Regions from separate parts of the Homo sapiens genome. Here region 1 is linked to region 2. A link is a loop called in an ENCODE intact Hi-C map of the cell type or tissue named here. Cell type or tissue: Caco-2. All regions are shown on one strand. Links, peaks and the distances in the headings refer to the core of each region. The heading gives the core; the rest is flanking DNA.

The links. Hi-C counts contacts between places; a loop is a spot of excess contacts. Peaks named below come from ENCODE experiments on the same cell type or tissue, not always from the same donor. Only the 100,000 strongest peaks of a DNase experiment are listed, where the experiment ranks them.
Region 1: a loop joins it to region 2, with 17 times the contacts of the local background. A loop is called at or near these places in 2 of 110 quality-filtered maps.

The regions. Positions count from the first base shown.
Region 1 is chr2:12,605,085-12,607,909 of GRCh38, forward strand. No RefSeq gene overlaps it. Among named protein-coding and RNA genes, the nearest start is that of TRIB2, 110 kb to the right of the region's middle. RefSeq lists a silencer at 2,125-2,325. In Caco-2, for the core only: no CTCF peak of the experiment used is centred there; no DNase peak of the experiment used is centred there.
Region 2 is chr2:12,432,211-12,435,035 of GRCh38, forward strand. The region is part of intron 4 of MIR3681HG (MIR3681 host gene); the gene reads left to right. Among named protein-coding and RNA genes, the nearest start is that of MIR3681, 230 kb to the left of the region's middle. In Caco-2, for the core only: no CTCF peak of the experiment used is centred there; a DNase peak (open chromatin) is centred at 1,581.

The DNA.
Region 1 (2,825 bases), core at 163-2,662, 170 kb after region 2:
CTGGACAGGAACAGAGAAGCCAGCTTGAGCAACATCTTCTGAGTCACTGGCCAAGAAATGCTTCCCCACCTATCCTTCAGGTAGGAGAGTGGACACTAGTCAAAAAGGCACAAGTATTTCCAATTCAATTTCCCTGCACATGGCTGCAAGAGACAAATGTCACCGATTGAGTCTGAGCTTCACACATCCCAACTTAAAGCTCATTAAAAAGCTCCCAAAAAATGAGGACTTCAAGCTTGGAGTTCCCTCTGAAAGCCATGCCGGATCTAAAGTTCAGATCTTACAACATGCAGGCACCAGACTAGTCATCTGACATGCATTTTTCTATTTAATTCCCACAAAAACTTTGCTGGGGCTTTGTGATCTACCCTAAGGTGACATAACCAATTCTTAAGGAAGAAGGCCTGGCACTTGCATTTTTGTTCACCCAACTCTCGTTCATTTCTTCCTTCTTCTACCAATACATAAACACATCTGCAGCTGGAGGTTTTCCCAGGACTGGCAGGGCACTCTGCTCTGCAAGAGTTACTTGAATTTACTAAGGGGTATTTGGTGGATTGTTGAGGGGGATAAAAATAATATGTCAGGTGGCTGGGACCCCAAGTTTAAGTTTGCTGTTCACTAGCCTTATGACTATAATGTGTGCACTTGGCCCTTTTGAATTGCAGTTTTCTCTTCAATGTAGTAGGGATAATAATACCTACCTCATTTTTTTTAGATTAAATGTCAAAATTGTTCATAATATGTTAAATTTGCTAGCTTAGTATCACTGACTTTAACGTTAACTAGGTAAGGAAGAAACTACCCAAATACTGGACTCTAGCCAAGAAATACACACTATCTTTATCTTGGTTTTAATGAGATGCTCTCGTAATCATTCTATTTGCATAGCCTTAAGAATTAACAATGCAATTCAATGGTAACTGACTCTACTGTGGCAATGTAACAGCATCATCGATTAGTACAATGGAAAAGTAAGATTATTCTTTTAAAATTTAGTCTTGATGACCACTTGGCATGCCTTTCCATGCATGCCTTCTCCCTGAGCTGAGATAAGCAAAAAATGCCAAACAATAGGGAGTATTGGTGAGACATACTGGCTTTGGCAAGGCAGAAAAAAAAAAAAAGCACTAGTAATTCAATTTAGACTAAGATTTGTTTCTTCTGATCAGGTCAAACAAAAACTGTGAAAGCTCAATGATTCAATATTCTTTCACCACAACCTAAGGCAAGTCTCCTTATGTGGCCTGGCTGCTTAATTTATAGTATTATTTATCTCAGACCTCTATATTTCATCTAAATGTGGTCCTAGACATATTGCAATAACAAGTATGGTTAGAGATGGGGACAGCCCTTGACTTGATCTTAAAGGTGCATGGTTTTTAAAGTCAGGCTTTTCTGAATCTGGGTCAGGAAAGGCAGTGTGAAGCTAATTTGGAGCTGAGGTCTGCTCCCCCTGCTGACTCACAGTGTGGGCACAGTCCATAGTGTACGCTCTTAAAGTGCAATAAACTGTCCATGCCAGAGGACAATGCTCCAGTTGTTAAAAGTGCTTTATTCTGGAGCATGGACTTTCTACACGACATGGTCTGAGTGTGTCCTGGTGAGGAGGCTGAACCGTCTGTGGAAATGAGACTGTTCAATGTTTCTGCAGCAACTGTAGTCAGCTCCTTTTCCTTCCTGTTTGGGGGAGTTTAATTGGATGCAGCTGGAGCATCCCCGCACTCTGAGTCTGAATTTGCTAAAGAAAGAGGGTGGGAAAGGCAGTTCTCACTGCATTCTGTCTGAACCTACAAAGCCACGGGAGACTCCAGAGATAAAATGATTCAAAATCTCACTAAAGTCACTGTGGGTGTTTTCCCAACTGCCAAGACCCAGCTACACAGAACTGAAGTCACTCTTTAAGAATGCATGCAGATTAAGTTTATCTCCATCTTGAAACATTGGGAATAAAAATTAATAATGATAATAGTAATAATTTATAGTATTACTTGCTTCCCTAAATATTTTCACTTATCAGTTGATTGACTAGCATTAATTTGTTCTGAAAATAAAACATTTTTAGAGTAGGGTACAAAAAAAGGATAGGTAGCATGGTGGGAAAAGCGCAATTTAGGTTCAAAATCCACTGCTGAGAGTTACCCATGTATGATCATAGGCAAGTCACTTAAAGCTTATCTGAATTTCTGTTTCGTCTGATTACAAACCAACATATATAAAAAGGCATCATAGACTGAAACAAGGTTGTAAAAGGGGTCATCAGATAGTAACAAAATGAGATAGTTTCATGTCTTTTTTCCTTTCTAAAAAACAGAGCAGGAGGTATATATCCACATGAGTGTGTTTATTTCCAGGATCTTCCTTCAAGAGGGAGGAAAACTTATTCCTATGGTGTAGTAATCCTAGGAACACTTATAGTTTCCAAATCGGGAAATGATATAAGGCTTGCTTATGAATCACTTGAATTTGTGTGACATGATTTTATCGTCACATCCTTTTGTGTTTATTCATTTTTATCCCCATTGATAAGTCACTTCACTTATTTACTTGCTTTTGTTTTGAATGATGTTTGGCTCTTTATAAAATCAAATTCATTCTCAAAGATTTAACATCAGTGAAGAAATTGCAACTCTTTTCCTCCCTACTTTTGATCAGTCTCTTACACATTTGTGAGCAATGACAGTGCAAAGGTTTTACCTTCCACAGGGGGGTGGTCTATAGAAGCGACAACTTGCATTAATTGGATGCCTAATGTTTACCATACTCTATGTTGGGTGTATCTTATACACATCCGATATTATCTTTTTAATAATATTGTGAGATAG
Region 2 (2,825 bases), core at 194-2,693:
TGAGCCAGGGTGCCCAGTAGTAACACCCATTTCTGATAGAAACTTTGGAAAATATGGACAAAAGCAGGAGAGAAGGAAAAGGTAATCCTGTCATGCAGAGGTAACCATGATTGTTTTGATGTACTTTTGATAGTATTTTAAATATATACATTTATAAGCATATTGGGGAACATATTATATTGAGATTTTTAAAGTTTTTAAAAATTATTTATTACTGTAAACAATCTCCTATGCAATTAGTCTTCAAAAAATGATTTTTAGTGACTGACCACATAGGACTCCATCAAATGGATTAAGTGTAATTAATTTGAACATTTTTCTATTCTTGGTCTTTTCAGTTATTTGGGTTACTTTTGCTATTATAAAAATGCTGTGGTGACTACATATTTGGAAATATGAACGTATTCATGCCTTTTCAAATAACAAATTGGAAGGATAAGAATTACTGGGTTAAAAAACTAGGCCAATTTTAAATTGTCCTGCAGAAAAGTTGCAGCAATTTATCTCACCAGAATGTTCTGAGGATGTTATTGTACACCTGCTTACCAATGTCAAGGAACATGTAACAACAGCAATAAGAAAAACACAACACATTCTCTAACCTACTGAGAGCAGATTTTATTTTACTGATGTGTTTATATTCATTTCACTGATTATTCGTAAAGTTAACGTTTTTATTTCACATTTGCTTGCCACTTGCAAGACTTCTTTTGTAAAGTGCCTTTTGTATTCTTTGAACACTTTTCTATTAAGGGGGAGTGGATGTTCAGGCTTTTCCTATAGCTTTAAAGCCCTTACATGATGAGGATGTAAAACATCGCTATGCTTGTGGTAGATTTTTTTTTGCCATATTTTATTTTATTATTGTTTAAGGTGTTCTGTTTATAATATCTAAGGAAATATATTTTTAGGACAGAAGTCAAATTCCCTGAAGGCATGGAAATATAGCACTTCCCACCAGAAATACATTCTTTTGGTATTAGCACAGAGCTTTTAAAACAATAAACATGAGATTCACATCAGAATTGTCTCTCTCATTTTTTTTTAAGTGAGGTGCAATTCTCGGCCCATAACAATAGCAAAGTCTATAATTTTCATCTTTTAAGTCTATAGCTTTTTAAAAAATAATGCAAAGTATCTAAAGAAGAATGCAAAAATCACTTTAAAAGTTATGTTTTCCATCTCTTCTCTCCATGAAGCAGAAATCACTGTGAAATGGAAGGCATCATGAAGTTAGAACATTCTTTCATGAGGGAGTATTACTGTTCCAGAAGAGCCTAACAAGATATAACTGGAGGGATGGAGTCTTTCCAAAAATTGGCAAAAATGAATAAAAGCTTTAGTCTGAATCCCATGAAGCAGATGGATTAATGCTTCTTAGAACTGGGAGCTTAAAATTTGGATTTTTAAGCATCACTAATTTTTCTTTTATGAACCCTGTCCCATTTTAACTCTTTAGGATTGTAAGTCTATGTATGCATTCTCCTCTTTTTTTTGATATCCTGAATACTTACATGCCTCCTTCCCTCCGTCAACCATGGAGCTTGCCTCTGTGCTCCCCAGCTGGCACCTGGTCAGCAGGGGCCGCCATGGTTTTACTGTTCATACTTTTAATGTTAAGCTATGGCCTAACCAGCTCCTGTATGCCATACACCTGGCCCAGATCCTCCATGCAGGTGACCTAATATCACATTTGCCTTCCTACAAAAAGGAAAATAAAATAAACCATGTATAACATCTCACTGAGATATAACTACTGCTAACATTCTGCTGCCCTTCCCTCCAACATTTCTTCCTTCCATGCTATGTATAAATATTATACATGCTACTGTTTTCCACTGGTTCATTTGAAATTACATTGTCATTATTTTCCCAAACTGTAATTTTTAGTGGGTATAGGAAAATTAATTGAACTATCCTCAACAATAGGTAGAAATTTAGGATGCTTTCTATTTTTCCCTACTTTTGGTAGCATTGACAGAACAACCTAGCATTCATGGCTTTGATTGCAATCCAGTTACTTTCTTAGGGCAAATTCCTAGAGGTTCCAACGTTGTCTTATGTGGATATATAACCCCCTTAGCATACAGATTAAAAACAATACGAAAGAAATCAAAGCATGTTTGTTTGTTTAGAAATGTTTACATTGAGAAGAATGTTTTGGTACATACCAATATTTTACCTTGTGTTTTATAGGATGTGTATGCATATTTCCAATTTCTAAAAGTCATGATTATGACCTAATTTTGCATAACAGGAATTTGAGGAGCAGAGGAAAGGGGAAAACATTAACACAGTTTCTAATACAAATGCCAAGAGGCTCCAACTAGAGAATTATTTTCACCAGAGTTTCTAACCCTTGACTTCTAGGCCTTTCTACTCTAGGAGAAGTGACAAGATTATCCCCAGTCTGAAAACTAAGGAAGAAAATCCTGTTTAGCTGAGAGGAGAGGAGAGGCTGGCAGGGGGGCTGATGCAGGAGGTGATAGGGCTCCCGGTGATAAGAGGTGAGAAGAACAGTCTCTGTGTGCCTAGAGAAGAGATTACCAGAAGTCTGCTATCTGTTTGTTCGCGGATGTCGGACAGGCAGGATCGGTGATGGCAGGTCTTGGGGGAAGGATTATCAGGAGCTAAAAGCTGTCTTCACCTTGGCTGCTAAGAACTCATCTCGGATCTTCTTAGAATTCCAAATCGGACTTTTCTCCTAGCAGTGGCTACATCCTTAACCTCAAAAATACCCGTATTAGCAGATCTACCTCCATGAAATAGACAATTCTTGACAAACTAGTCCCAGCCTATCATGTCCTGCTTCTCCCTGCTTCCCT